2 separate regions of the Mus musculus genome follow, and region 1 is linked to region 2. The links are chromatin loops, found by intact Hi-C in ENCODE. Cell type or tissue: heart. All regions are shown on one strand.

Region 1 (8,000 bases), 49 kb before region 2:
TTCAACCCTAGTACGATTGGCATTTCCAGCTGGATGGTTCTTTGCTGAGGCTGGCAATGCTGTTTACCATAGAGCAGCTCTTCTCAACCTTTGGGCCACAACCCCTTTGGGGGTGTCGAGCAATCCTTACACAGGGCTCATCTAAGACTGACCGTTGGGATACACAGGTATTTACATTGCAATTAATGACAGCAACAAAATGACAGTTATGAAGTAGCAACAAAATAATTTTATGGTTGGGGTCACCCCAACACGAGGAACTGCATTAAAGGGTCAAAACATCAGGAAGGTTGAAGCACTGCTAGAGAGTCTTTAGCAGCAACCCCTCCATGCCCACGGCCTCAGGGTTAGATGCCAGGAACACTTACCCCAAATCATAAGCATCAAAAATGGCTCCAGGTACTGTGAAGGAAATAATGCCCCTGAGAGTCGCTGATGCTGCTTGTGTTAAACGGTTAGGTATTATTCACTGTTTCCTGACTCGAAAACAACACTGATTTGGAAACTCTAAGGTTCACAGTAAATCCGACACATTTTAAAATTCCCTTTAGAGTAGAAGTGGCTCACTGGAGACTTTGTTGTCTTTTCTCTGGCAGCCCCCTCCCCCACACCTACCCACCCCCTCCCCCCCCCAAGTCTCCCCCGCCCCCTCCCCCCCCCCCCCACACAAGTATAACTGTTTACTGAAAGAACATACACACCCTGTCTCCAGGTCCTATCCATTTGCTGGCAATTGCCAATCTTTTTAAAATCCTGCCCACTGATTGGCAGAACAAAGCATTACCTTTCCCTTTAAATATGTAACTCTTTGCTAGCCTCATTGGTAACATTCACTCTGTTTACTGGCTGTTTGCATTGCTGCTTTAGGACTTGCCTATTAAAGTCTAGTTGCCCACTCTTGATTTTGTAAGAGCTGTTAGTTCTGTCTTCTGGTATGTCAACGAGCCTTTGTTGCTATGAGAAAACATCTGAGAAAAACAACTTATAGGTAGAAAGATTTATTTGGGTTCAAAGGTTCAAAGGTTTCAGTTCATAGACTCTGTGGTGAGGCCGATCACCATGGGAACAGAACAGAACAAAGCCACTCACCTCTTTAGAGGCAGGAGGTGGAGAGTGAGCAGAAAGGCTAGAAACAAGATACATCCTCGAAAGTCATTTGCCCAGTGACCTACTTCCTCCTCCTCTACCAGGTTATCATCATTTCCAAATAGTGCCACAAATTATTCACAAACAATGGGTCGGTCCATTACTGAGGTCAGTCATCATGATCCCAGCAGCGTTCCAAAGCCCCATCTCTAAATACTGCTACACACAGAAGCCTTCAACACAGGAGCCTCTGCGGACATTCATAAGCAAACCGTATCGCCTTACTTGTCTTTTTTTTTTCTTGTAAACTTTATACCAGATTTACTCATACAGAATCCATATGCCAAGTTGTCAACCATTAGACTTCCGGTACTTTAATCGTTTCATCATAAGAAAAGTTGCCTTGATTGGTCTTCATGTGGGTCCCCTAACAATTGGAGCAGGGGTGGGGGAGCTGTCTATCGCTCTGTTGCCTGCTACTGGATCCCCTTCCCCTAACTGGACTACCTGGTTAGGCCTCAGTGGGAAAGGATGTGCTAAGTCCTGCTACTACTGGATGTCTCAGAGAAGGGTGGTACTGAAGGTGTGGGGGAGGGGGGCTTCCCCTCCTCAGAAAAGAAGAGAAGAGAAGGGGAGGGAAGGGAAGGGAAGGGAAGGGAAGGGGAGGGGAGGGGAGGGGAAGGGAAGGGAAGGGGAAGGGAAGGAAGGGGAGGGGAGGGGAGGGGAGGGGAAGGGAAGGGAAGGGAAGAGAATAGGTTAAGGGATTTGTAAGGGTGGGACTGTGAAGAGAGGAGGGAGGGGGCTACAATTGGGATGTAAAGTGAATAGATAGATAGATAGATAGATAGATAGATAGATAGATAGATAGATAGATAGATAGATAGATAGATGGGGGGGGGAGAAAAGTTGCCTCTGAAACCATAAATCTGAGTTTTCCCCTCTATCCAGCTTGTTTATTATTCTGCATCCTTCTCTCTCTTCCTCTCTTCCTCTCTTCTCTCTTCCTCTCTCTTCTTCTCTCTTCCTCTCTCCCTCTCTCTTCCTCTCTCTTCCTCTTTCTTCCTCTCTTCCTCTATTCCTCTCTTCCTCTCTTCCTCTCTTCCTCTCCTCCTCTCTTCCTCTTTTCCTCTTTTCCTCCCCAGCAGTGCATCTCACACCCGAATGTAGGACGGATCTCTGGAACTCTATTAAGGCTTGCAATGGGATGAGAGAACCAGAATTTTTGCATGCTCCAGGTGACATCACTGTCCTTAGATCACACTTAAGGTCACTAGTGCTAAACCTTCAGGACCCCAGCCCTCTGATTCCCTACTCAGTCCTTCTTGCCACATGTCAACCTCCAGGGCAGCAAGTGCAACTTTTTCTCACCCCTTCGTTTTCTCGGAATACCGAATACAGTGGGCAATCCATCTCAGCACTGACAAAGCCACCATCTCCCAGTCTCCAGCCACAGAGCCACTCACTACACTAGTGGCCCTCAACCTTCTCAATGCTGTGACCCCTTGATACAGTTCCTCACATTGTGGTGACTCCCACCCATAAAACTATTTCGTTGCTACCTCCTAACTGTAATTTTGCTACCATTGTGAAATGTAATCTGATAGGAGACCCCTGCGAAAGGGTTGTTCATGGCCAACAGGTTAAGATGTGCTGCTGTGCTCCAGGAAGTGACACCCCTTCCGTTTACTTCTGCAGCAGTCTGTGATCTCTAGTGAGACAATTCTTCATTTCGCTCATCTCCTTCCTGTCCCACATAATAACTGCATAAACTCCGTGGCTGCCCCCCAAGCCACACCCCTCTCCTTTCCTTTCAGCTCTTTCAACCCATGATCAGTGAAAGGAGAAGCTCTCCCAAGCCCATGGTGGCAGTACATTTAGCACAGCAACAGCTATGTCCGAAAATGTAAGCGCTGTGTTAAGGTTTCCCAATCGTCAGAAAATTCTCCTTAAAGACGTATTCATTAAGCTGGGTGTATTTAATAAACACGTCATGGCTCTAACGATGTGCCTACCAACCTTATTCAAGGCGTTAGATTGACTGCCATTTTACATAGTTCTTAGTACGCCTAGCACAGTGAATTCACATAGTCCTGGGGTCAGAGGAAGGACTTACTGCCTGAAATCACAGGAGACCTTGAAGATCCCTCAGACCTCATAACCTTACACCATCTGTATTTGTAAGAGAGGGCAGGCAGTCCTTCACCCCAGGTTCTCCACTGTGTCCCTCCCCACTTAAACCTCTAAAACAGTGGCTCTCAACCTTCCTAATGCTGCAACCCTTTAATACATTTCCCTATTTTGTGCTGACCCCCCGCCTAACCATAAAACCATTTCGTTGTGACTTCATTGTAATTTTGTTACTCTTATGAAACGCAAAGTAAATATCTGTTATTCAGGAAATCCCTGTGAAAGTCCCTATGTCCTCAGGGGGTCTCCACCCACAGGCTGAGAACCTCTGCTTTAAAACATTAATTCTTTTATTAGTCGTATGTAAGGGGCGGGCGGGGGGGGGGGCGCGGTGCAGCAAGGATCACGTTGTGCCTGTTGCCGTCAGAGAACAACTCAGTGGAGTCGGTCTCTCCTTCTACCTTTAGATGGCTTCTGAGACTGCAATTCCGGGAGCCAGATTCGCAGCCCAAGAATCTTAATCCTCTCAGTGATCTCTCCTACCCTCAAGGACCCTTTTAAGAAAAACCCTCTCCTTCTGTACACTGGGAAGAAAATTCCATCCCCTCAATTTGGGATGGTCCCTGCCGTCACTATTTAAAAAGAATCTGTTCAAGATGTGTTATAACAAATCGGTAGTTTTCCGAGTTTGTTTGCCCCAGACCCTTGCAGGAGCCGGTGTTTCTTTAACAGTGTATGTAAATCCATGGGACAGAGAGACTGTGCGTGTGGTGCCCTTTAGAACATGATGGCCCCTTGTCACGAACCCACTTCTCACCAGTCACGATCTGTGTTCTCTTTAATGCAAACACAGGTCACCCCCTCCACCCAGAAAGCAGAATTTTAGGCAGAAGCACCGGAACTGGCCTGAGGACCACGGAGCAGCGACGACAGCAGCTCTGCTTTTGTCCTGCGAGTTGGTCACAAACTCAACTCTGATTCAGTCAAATGCTATCTACTAGACACTTTTGTTGGACATGGTCCTGTACCGCACACTCGGCACACGTAAGGCTCACACACATGTTCTCTCTTGAAAGCTCCCTGGCTTTCTCAGTTGCAGCACAGGGCTGAAAGCCTGGCCCAGCTTGGACTCCAGGTGGCCCGCCCACCGCCCACCGTGGGCACCATCTGCGCAGCGTTCCCGGGACCGCGGTGGCGGAGGGCAGGCCCCACGTCCAACACGGGCTCCGACAGGTCATGCCCCACCGCCCACCAGGCTCGCTCGCTGTCCTCAATACCCTGCAGGGCACGTTGTCCTGGGAGCTAGGGCGGAGATCCCGCCCCACGGGGCGGGAGCGGCGCGGAGCGGGCGTGTTGGTGGGCGTGTCGCCCGGGGCCCGCCCCTCTGTCCGGACTATAACTCCCCCGAGCGCCCAGCGCTCGCCGGCGGGCGGAGACGCGCGCCTGGTACTGGTGAGGTTTGCGGAAGGGTGCTGCTGCGGGGACTCGGGCGGGCTGCGGGGCTCCGGTGGGAACACCTTCACCTGGCTCCTCGGAGGAGGGAGCGTAGAGCTCAGGTGCCCCCGAGGGCGGAGAGGACTCGGGGCTGGCGATGCCCGCGCTTCTCCGTGGCGGACCCAGCTGCTCACTTCTCCTCCATCTCTAGGACATGGACCGCGCGCGCCTGTGGCTGGGGCTTCTGCTGCCCGTGGTGGCCGCCCTGGATTTCCGATATCACCACCAGGAAGGGATGGAGGCGTTCCTAAAGAGCGTGGCTCAGAACTACAGTTCGATCACGCACTTGCACAGCATCGGGAAATCTGTGAGAGGTAGGTGGCTTCCTGCGCACATCCCTAACCCTCAACCCGCGTTCAAAAGTAAGTTGAACGACAGCGTCTGGTCCCCTGTTGGTGAGGCTCTCCAAACGCGCTCCACGCAGGTAAAGCACACCTTGCCCAGTCAGGGGTTTCCTGCTTTTGTTTGTTGTTGTTTGTTGGTTGATTTTTTGTTTTTATTTTTGTTTTGTTTTTTCAATTTTGTTACATCAGGAGAGCGGTAAGAGGAACTGTATATATATATTGTCGTTTCTCTACAGAGAGTCATTGTCGCTTAGTCCTCTGTTTTATTGCCGTTGGGGATCGGGAAGTAATTATCTGAGAGGTGTATCTTCGTTCCTTTTCAGGGTAAACATCTTCCTCAGTTTCCCTTTTTGTTGGCTTCCTTGCATACTGATTGTGACTGTTAACTACGGATTCCTCAGGTCATTTTAAAACTAGACAGTGCCATACTTTTGTCGAGTTCTACACATATGTGATTAACCCGATAGCTTAAAGTTATGAGAAAATGTAGGTCTATGTCTAAAGGCTGTTTTTGAAGGATACACCTGCTTGGTAGTAAGTCACAACGAATGATCTCCTTAGCATTTGCAAATGTATCACTTAGTCTGCTTTACTTTTGAAACTATATATTCTTAGTGGAGAGAGTAGATGGGGATCCAAGAAGTTAAGAATTTTGGTCGAGTTACCTAGATGGCGATTCTATCCATCCATCCATCTAGCTAGCTAGCTCCTGGAGATAAAACTCAAGACCTCATTTGTGTTCCGCATTGTATCGTTAACCTAACCTGCTAGCCATAGAGGGTGAAGTTTTAGCCAGGACCTGCACCTGATCATTTTGGGTGGGGCAAATAAATTTAGCAGCTAGCATCATCTCCTAATCTTTTGTTACTACGCTGATTCTCACAAAAGTGGTTACCAGAAAACTTAATGCCTGGAATGAAAGAGCCCTGAAGTTCATGCAGTTTGGCTCAGCTGTGGAAGTTGTGTTCAAAAGTTCTGACCTGCAGTTTAGCACTGATCTCTTGACTCGACTGGAAGTCTCATAACCACATTACTAAGCAACCAGTCACTTCTCATAACTGTTAATGTCATGGTTCAGTTCTTGTATTACAGAGAAATATTAAAAATGCAATAAAAACAGCTTTGACTGTGTAATAGAAGCTTTATTTTGAAGCAGCATTGCCAGAGTTGGTGTCAGAAATCATCTAAGGGCTGGAGAGATGGCTCAGCGGTTAAGAGCACTGATTGCTCTTCTGAAGGTCCTGAGTTCAAATCCCAGCAACCACATGGTGGCTCATAACCATCTGTAATGGGATCCAACGCCCTCTTCTGGTGTGTCTGAAGAGAGCAATGGTGTACTCATATACATTTAATGAATAAATCTTAAAAAAAAAAGGAAATAATCTGAAATCCTCTGATCACCACAAACCCCAAGTATGGAGGTTAGTTATATGGAAAGTTATATCTTGAATCAGCATCTAGATTGAGTCTCTTAAAATAATTTATCCAAGGGCTAGAGTAGAGCAAATTTAAAGGATCTAAGAAGCCAGGCAGTGGTGGTGCCTGCCTTTAATCCCAACACTTGGGATTTCTGAGTTCGAGGCCAGCCTGATCTACAGAGTGAGTTCCAGGACAGCCAGGGCTATACAGAGAAACCCTGTCTCGAAAGAAACAAACAGAAAAAGAAGGTCTAAGAATACTAATTAATATAAAAGAAATGTACATCGCAACTAACTTGCTGTTATTGTTCAATCATTTTGTAACTACCAAGGTGATGGGATGCTGTTAGTCCAAGTACCACAGGACTCGTGTGCTTTTGTGTTTTCAAACACAAGGTTCTTAGGACAGATGTATGAGACTGTCCGCCTGCGAGCCGCCTGCTCACCTGAACTCAAACCTCGGGAAGAGTGAATGGAAGCCAGTAGACTTACTTGATCTTTATCTTTAACCTTGTATGCGCTTCAGTGGTTAAAGGATGAAGGGACTGTGGTGTAAGAAATAAAGCTGGCACCAGCAGCCAGATACTTGTGCTGTGTATGCATCTCTAAGTAATTACTTGGATTAGGGGGGAAAAAAATCCCAAATCTACCGTTAGGTTCCAGGGTAGGTCAAACTGTACACCTATGATTGACACCCGGTTGCCAAGGTGTCCCTGAATTTTAGTGTGATCACTGAGGTGTGGTGATTCTTGATGGCGCTCTTTCCCGGACATTTGCCCTCCGGTGTGAGGTATGTGTACTTAGCACATGGGGTTTACCCTGGTTGTCTTTATTTACTTTTTACCGCTATTAATATGGGCAGCCTCACCCGGACGAGGAAATAATGGCTAATTGGGCAAGCGCACCAGTGCACCTTGGGTTTTGTGAGTCTCTGTCATGTTTCCATTACTGCAGTTATGAATTTTACTTCCTTCCCCACTGCACACTACTTTAATATTTATTTTTAGGAAATATGATTTCAGACAGCTGATGAATTCTCTTGGTTTTAGACTCTGATTATGTGTGTTTTGTTAGTCATTCCCCATGTTGGGACGTTGGAATACTTTCTGATTCTGTTATAAATGATGATATAAATCCATCGATACATATCTTACATACATGCATTAGTGTACATGCATGCTTTGTCTACAGAATCCAAAGAGGGCATCATATCTCCCTGGAACTGAGGTTCCAACAATAGCAGCTTCCGCGTGGGTGCTGGGAACTTGATGTGGGTCCTCTAGAGAAGCAGCCAGTGCTCTTAACCAGTGAGCTGTCTTTCCAGCCCTGAACTTTTACTTAAAAAAAAAATTGAAACCTACACATTTGAGCACAAATTTACTTTTAACCTAGATTTAGACATAGTAGATGAGCCATATTTGACTCTAGGTTTTGAAGGCATCCTTAAAACTTGTTGACATGGTGTAGAAAAATCTTAGGTGAAAAACGAGAAAAGCAGTACCAAGTGGACCAGGGCACAATATTCACTGTC
Region 2 (8,000 bases):
ACCACCCGTAGTAATGAGATCTGATGGCCTCTTCTGGTGTGTCTGAAGTCAGCTACGGTGTACTTATGTATAATAATAAATAAATCTTAAAAAAAAGATTTATTTATGTCGGGCAGTGGTGACACATGCCTTTAATCCCAGCACTTGAGAGGCAGAGGCAGGTGGATTTCAGGACAGCCAGGGTGACACAGAAAGGAAGGAAGGAAGAAAGAGAGAGAGAGAGAGAGAGAGAGGGAGGGAGGGAGGGAGGGAGGGAGGGAGGAAGGAAGGAAGGAAGGAAGGAAGGAAGGAAGGAAGGAAGGAAGATTTATTTAACGTATGTGAATATCCTATAGCTGTCTTCAGACACACCAGAAGAGGGCATCAGATCTCATTACAGATGGCTGTGAGCCACCATGTGGTTGCTGGGAATTGAACTCAGGACCTCTGCAAGAGCAGTCAGTGCTCTTAACTGCTGAACTCTTTCTCTCTAGTCCAGAAAAAAAAAACAAACAAACAAACAAAAAAAAAACAACTTTGTCACAAGAATCTAGGTCTATAGAGATTGCTTAACATTTTGACATTTTCTTTGTGGATTTTGGTTTTATATATATATATATATATATATATATATATATATATATATATATATGAGTATTTTTGCCTTCATGTATGTCTGCAAACCACATGTGCCACAGCAGCCAGAAGAGGGAGTCAGCACCCCTGGAGCTGGAGTTACAGTGTGTTGTGAGCTGTGGGTGCTAGGAACCAAACCTGGGTCCTCTGTAACTGCAGACAGTGCTCTTACGCCCTGAGCCATCTCTCTATCCCTTGAGCATTTTGTTTAACTTAAACTTTTCCAGTGCCTGTTAGAGCACATGTGTTCTCTGGGGTGGGTACTGTACTGGTTACTGGTTTGATTGCTGGGACAAAGTGCCTGACAGAGCATCATTTACCTTACACTTGCATGATTGGTAGAAACAGGGGAAACAGAGGTCACTGGGAGACCAGGGACAGATGCCACCTGCTAGCCCTATCACTGTGGCCCTGCCTCTGCCAGGAGCAGCCAAGGACTGAGTGCCCAGACACATGATCCTATGGAAGGGCATTTCACATTCAAACCAGATCAGATACTGTGTGTAATAAGGTGTAATCTACTTCCTTCAAAGTTACTATAGGGCTGATGGTGTGGCTTGGTGGTGGACCACTGAACTGGTATAATGAGATTCTGGCTAGAGCTCAGTATATATTACAGAAAGAGAAGAGGAGTGGGGGGGGGGGGGACTTCATTTCATCAAATCTAAGCTGTCATTCGTATAAAATATAACATACCACCAGGAAATAAAATCCTCTCTGTTAAATACACATTTTTCAGACATGAAATTTTAAGACACATAAATCCAGAGATGTCATATACGAAATTTCATGCCCTGTAAAATACACAGTAACTATAACCCTTTGAATTTAGGGTCTCCTAATGTCAAAGAATTATAAAGCACACAAGAGCAGTGACAGCTGGAAGCCACACGCACCTGTGTCTGAGCCTTCCTAAAGTCAGTAGCATCTTCTCTGAGTCTCAGAGACATCTTGTCATAAAGAAGACCAAAGCCACAAGGCTGCACCCTGCTCTCTGCCACCCATGGGCAGGAGTCCCTGGACCTGCTGCCCTCAAGGACTGTTCAGACAGATTCCATGAGATGGCATAAAGATCTTAGGAAAGAATCTAAAAAAACAACCCCTGAAAACTCAGTAATATAAACATTATTATTATTCCTCTAAAACCAGTGTCTCTGATTTTAGTTTAATTAATTTTATAGTTTACAGAAATATTTTTAAAGATCTGCTTTTTTCGTTTTGTTTTTTGTGTATGCGTGTATGTTTGTGTGAGTCTATGCCACATGTGTGCAGGAGACCAAAAGAAAGGGGTCAAATCCCCTGGCCTGGAGCCACCTGATGCGGGTACTGGGCACCGAACTCAAGTTTGCTGGGAAAGTACCAGTATCCGTCTTTCCAGCCCTACAGAAATACTTTAAAAAACAATCATATTCTGCTGTCTTTCCCAGCCTGTTTATCCCACTACCTTTTTGCAGTAGAGTCAATAAACTAAATTTTCCTTTTTGCAATATTTTTAACTTAAAATGTCTTTGAGAACATGAGTGCCCCATTTACACCGTGTCCTGTCCTCCTCTGAACCTCTTCTTAAAAACAGCCTGTACCCACATAAAATGTAGCCTCTACCCTCTAACCACGCCCCTACTCCTTTCTAGTTAGAATGCAATTTAAGGGGGAGGGGTGCTCTTGAAATGTAGGATTTTAAGGGAGGGGGAAATCATTTCCCATCTCTGACTTAATTTTGGTGCATAACTGAGTTTCAGTCAGCTGCACCCCAGCTACCTCACGGGACCCCGTGTCTGTCTGATCACGTGATGAGTTGTGAAGCCCCACGTGACGGATGTGTTAATTCACAGCCAATGCCTCTTTTTCTCATTCGCTCGTCTCCCGGGCACGTGATACTTGGCTCCCTTCCACCACTGGTCCTTAACAAAAATGAGATGTGCTTGCTTTGCAGGGGGAATGCAAGATTACAACTACATCTGGGCCCAGTGCTTTGAAATTACCCTGGAGCTGTCGTGCTGTAAATATCCTCGCGAGGAGAAGCTGCCGCTCTTTTGGAACGATAACAAAGCCTCTTTGATCGAATATATAAAACAGGTGCACCTAGGTTTGTGTCCTATATCTTCTTGTTAACACTCACAGCGTGGGTAGAACCTTTGCGTCGAGCATATACAAAACCTCCTCCGGGGACTTGGGGCTGGACCTGGTTTTCTATGCCAGGACTAAGGGTTTGAATTCTCAACGTGTTATCTACAGTGTGTGAGAGATGCTAGGCTTAGCTGTTCGTTCGTAAGAGAGGATGAGTCACTTGTTTTGAGGGCGTAAAAGCCCAGAGTTCCCCCAATTTTACATATGGAATGATATGCAAATCTGGCAAAAAGATCAGGAAAACCGGATGTACTCTTGCAACATCTTCAATCAGAAGCCTAGTTGTAGCCCGCTGCGTGGCTCTGCAGGTAAATGCGCCTGCGCCAAGCCTGGTGCCCTCCGTTCATCCTGGGAGCCCACAGGGTGGAAGGAGAGACCTGACTACTGTCCTCTGACCTCCAAACTCTTATGCCATAGAGCACGGGGGCCTCCCCAAGACAATAAATATGTAAATAAGCAAATGTAAAAATTTGAAAATAAAACCGAGTGCTGCCGGCACCTTTATAACATTACAAACATATCATTGGCTCCCTCCACCTTACGTAATCACCGTGCTGGGTCCTTGGTTGTTATTCTGACATTTCAGTTTCCGCTGGCCTTTTCCCGTGAGTCCTGGAATAACTGAACCATCATCCATTAAGGCTCTCCCGATACTGATTCTTTAGTAAGTCACTCTGAATTCTTTTGTGAAGTCACCCTTCGTCACTATCATCAAGGAGGTGTAACAAGACATGAATATGTCTCTGCCCCTCGCTGCCCTCTCTGTCGCCTTTTAATCTAGCCATCGGGATGATGGGATGATCCACAGAGCGCTGAATCAGGGCCAGCTTCGCATGCCATGTTTAATACGGTATTAGTGTGCAGAAGCTGTGCAGCCCGATAAATAATAAGTAATAAATAATAGCATAAGCATCGTTGGCAATGGTATATTGAGTTTATGAGTCCATTTAATTAGGCCGTATCAAGAATATTTTTCCACCCGCCTGTCCCTGTAATCTGCTGAGAACTCAGATAACAGTAGGTTTATTAGCACGTCAATCCTGCCCCCTTGTGGTTTAAGACAGGAATATTTTTTTCTGACTTTAAAAAAAAAAAAAGAAACTATTTCAAAATACTGATGTGGTTGTTGCTACTTATTAGAAAGTCTTGCTCCACATTAGTGCCCTGCCTGCTGTCAGAGAGAACTGTCTCTGTAGGTGATGATGTCAGAGAGAACTGTCTCTGTAGGTGATGATGTCAGAGAGAACTGTCTGTAGGTGATGATGTCAGAGAGAACTGTCTCTGTAGGTGATGATGTCAGAGAGAACTGTCTCTGTAGGTGATGATGTCAGAGAGAACTGTCTCTGTAGGTGATGATGTCAGAGAGAACTGTCTGTAGGTGATGATGTTAGAGAGAACTGTCTGTAGGTGATGATGTCAGAGAGAACTGTCTGTAGGTGATGAGGGCAAATGCTCCTATATAGACACTCCCTGGTCTCTGCCACGCTGTTCATTCATTGAAAGAGTTCACCAAGTGCTAGGAAGTTTGTGTGTCTAAGATGGTGACTCATCTGAAAGGCTCAGACCTGCCCTCTGTGGGAAAGAGAAACCTCTGATGTAGCACGCGGGCCTTTCTTTGCCTGAAGGACAGAAGCCGGTGTAGGCGTCAAGCTCTTAGGCTGGTGTCCTGTTTTGAAAGCTCACAAAAGTGTTAAACGTCAGTATGATCGGAAGTTGGAGTAAGAGTTCTGCCCTGCTGCACGCCAGCCTGCTCTATGGCTCCGGAGGGGCTACTGGGACTCACAGAAGAATTCAGTCTAAACTTGGGCTCTGTAGTATTATGGGCTGTGTTAGAGGATGTTCTCAGTGTGCGTTGGAAAGAGGATCTTTAGATTCTGAGGCCCAGGTAGCTTGTCTCATCTCTAGGAAGCAAAGCACAAAGGTTTCAGTGCCGCCCCTGCTTTCCCCGCTCTCTAAGGCGGATCTCAGCCTTGAGGCTGAGGGCTCACCACCCTCAGATACCTAAGCAAACTGGCCTAAGAAACTGGGTGGGAAGCCAGGCAGGGGTGGCTCATGTCTTTAATCCCAGCACTTGGGAGACAGAGGCAGGTAGATTTCTGAGTTCGTTTCCAATACTGGCTTTTTCTCTCCTGCTATAGCAGCTCTTTCTGAGCCTGTGGGTCAACTGGTCTCTTTTTAGTGTCTGACTTCAACCCCTGAATACACGTAAGGACAAATATCAATGAGACTTTGAACAAAAAAGATAAAAGGAGGGGAAAAAATGACAGGGAGATAATTTTGCAGAGTTGACCTCCGTAGATAAAGTGGAGAGGAAACTTCGCCTTTGATAACCCACTCCAGAGCAAAGGAGCCAGGAATTGAACCCGAAAGGCACCAGGGGGCCATCTAGGTCAGGGGTTGTGTAATAGTTGAGATAGAGACTCTTGTGTGAGGTGAGATAACGCTACTTTGTTACTAATATCAAAACCTTCACCTTTCCTCTCAGTCTTTGTCAGAGGACACTATTTATCATGTGCCTGGTGTTTTTCTTTCATGATGAATAATGGCTGAGTGTAGCTATTTGGACATTGTTACCATTGGGTTTTGGTTTGGTTTGGGTTTTTTTTTCATTCGTGTCATTGGGCATAAATAAGTTACCTTCAGATAGTCCAGTTTGTCACTGGAGGGAACAAATTGGAATTGTGACTGATGCAGTTTAGGGGAGAGCATTTCTTGGGATGTAGGAAGCCCTAGGTTCAATCCCCAGCGCTGTGAACATTGAAGTCTTGAAGTGGGCAAGTCTAATACAATGCTTTAGTGTGGATTCCAGAGACTGCCTCCATGGATCTCAAATCTGGCTATGTAGTTGGCTGAAAAATTAAGGTTATTTAAGGCATGGATTTGACCTTGACCCATCAAAAAGGGGGAGGAGGAAGAGGAGGAGGAGGAAGAGAAGAGAAGAAGAAAGTTATTTTAGTCACCCAAAGCCTTATCCTTCACATTTGCAATCGTTTATTTTGTTTTGCAGTCTTGGGGACTGAACCCAGGAACCCAGGGCTGTGTTTATGGTGCTTAGTGCTAAACAGTAATTCTACCACTTAGTGCCACCTCCGCCCTATGAAACTCTGATAACATTGTCATCTTGTAGAGTTGATGTAAAGATTCATTGAGAACATACACCCAAAGCCCTCAGTATACAGACTGGAACATATTAATTGCTCAATAAACATTGGCTGCTTTTGCTAATAATAAGACATGTAACACTGTTGTTATAATTTTGCTCCCCACTTAGCTTGTCTAGTGTGAAGACAAACCTTTGAAACCCTTATATATTGACAACTGTCTTTTAAGTTAATCATTTTTGTTCAGGTTTCTAAGGAATCCACCATCATCATGCGTTCAGTACAGTTTAATGATCAAATAAACAACCCGGAAGTAACAGGAAGGGATTATTCATTTCTGACCTTCCATTTTGATATACACTGAATAGCCTATAGCCAGCAATTTTGGCTATAAATCAGGCTTGTAGCTCAACTGTGGTCTACAGGCATCAAAATGACCCTCCTTTCGTGAGCGCTGTTAAGGCAGGTAATACAAGGGGTGTGTTTCTTAAATCCATAAAGGAAATGTCTTTCATGTGCCGTAAAACGTGTTATTTAGTTGTAAATCTTGTAAATTGTATTATTATTGTGCCAGGACACATGAGAAGGACAGGGGACAGCCTTTTAGGGAGTCTCTTCTCTCCTTCCACTGTGGACTCTAAGGATCGAACCTAGATCCTCGGACTTCCAGAACTGTCTCACTGACTGGAAATATGGCATGTATATTTCATTTTCTTTGTGCCTTGCAGGGGTAAAGGGTCAAGTGTTCGATCAGAGTGGAGCTCCATTACCGAATGTAATCGTGGAAGTCCAAGACAGAAAGCATATCTGCCCGTTTAGAACCAACAAGCTTGGAGAATACTATCTGCTTCTGCTGCCCGGGTCCTACGTGATCAATGTAAGTGAGCAAAGCCCGGTATTTTATAAAATGCACAGTGCCCACCTGGGGTGGCCAACGCTAAGTGGGAAATCTAACCATGAGGACAGCAAGGCTTGGAAGGCAAGGTTAACATCAGGCCTGCAATAGGAGAGGAGTGGAAGGCAGAAACAAACCAATGAGGGGGAATCACATATAGTCTCGCAGTGATGGTGTTGCGCCAGGGAAATGTTAGTGATCCCCCAAAACACACACAGGAGCCAATCTGGTGCAACTCACCAGGGTCTTTATTCTGTTCGAACAACCCTCCCGCCCATCCCCCAACGCACCACCATTACGCAGGGCAGGACAGTTTTGGTGGTGGTGGTGGGGAGCCCAGAATGTCTATGGGTCAAGGCTTTATAGTAAGCAGCAAGCAGGGAGTACATGTGCAAGCATCTCATTGGAAAGCTCCTGTGGCCTTTAACATGATTGGCTGGTGCTGGGAGTCTATCATAGACTTAACTTCTGCTCCCCTCTGCATTGGTGGTCGTTAGGCAGAGGGTAGGCTTGTAACTTGGGGGTGCAGATTTGTTGGGGAAATAGCCTGGAGACACTGGTCCTGTTGAGGGTGTAACCTGGAAACTCTGCTCTTGTTGGGGATTAGACTAGAGACGGGAGCTAGGCTCAGGTTCTGTTGGGGGGCAACTTGGAAACTAATGCTATTAGATACCAGCCTGTTGGTCTACCTGAGTTCACACTTAGGTCAGGTTTTCTAAAATGGAGTCTGAATTTCAAAGCTTTGGCATCTCAGTGGCATGTGCCTTTGACCCCAGCACTCGGGAGGCGGAGGCAGGCAGATCTGAGTTCAAGGCCAGCCTGGTCTACAGAGTTAGTTCCAGGACAGCCAGGGCTATACAGAGAAACACTGTCTCCGGGAGGAAAGTCATATGTTTTCCTAACCAAGCACCTACCATGTTTTCTCAATTATGTACGCATCTGTGGGCTATAGCACACTTGGAGAAGTTGGTAAGCAGCTTTGAGGGCAGTTTGCTCCTTCCAGCATACATTCTAGAGACTGAATCATGTCGGGCTTGCTGGGCAAGCGCTTTCACCCAGTGAACCATCCCCAGCTCAAGACGGCTATTCTAACGCGTACACACACACACACACACACACACACACACACACACACACACACGGATAACCTAATCAATCAGCCCAGGAGGAAGCCAGTGTAAGCCAAGGTGCCTTACAGGTAGCCCTGCCAGAGAAGTCAGGGCAGCTAAGCAGACACCACATGGTAGGAGCGAAAGAGGGGG

The links. Peaks named below come from ENCODE experiments on the same cell type or tissue, not always from the same donor. Only the 100,000 strongest peaks of a DNase experiment are listed, where the experiment ranks them.
Region 1: it touches region 2 in a loop (2.1-fold over the local background); 2 of 42 quality-filtered maps call a loop at or near these places.

Annotation. Positions count from the first base shown.
Region 1 is chr10:117,624,863-117,632,862 of GRCm38, forward strand. It overlaps Cpm (carboxypeptidase M), which reads left to right and starts at 4,638. Exons shown (of 9, transcript NM_027468.1): 1 at 4,638-4,665; 2 at 4,859-5,021. The coding sequence starts at 4,862. In heart, no CTCF peak of the experiment used is centred here; a DNase peak (open chromatin) is centred at 4,579; H3K4me3 peaks cover 1,965 bases; H3K27ac peaks cover 918 bases; H3K27me3 peaks cover 5,066 bases.
Region 2 is chr10:117,673,392-117,681,391 of GRCm38, forward strand. Cpm (carboxypeptidase M) reads left to right here. Exons shown (of 9, transcript NM_027468.1): 7 at 2,549-2,701; 8 at 6,572-6,720. Among named protein-coding and RNA genes, the nearest start is that of Gm25709, 15 kb to the left of the region's middle. In heart, a CTCF peak has its summit at 3,794 (motif pointing left); DNase peaks (open chromatin) are centred at 2,470 and 3,186; H3K4me3 peaks cover 1,604 bases; H3K27me3 peaks cover 1,139 bases.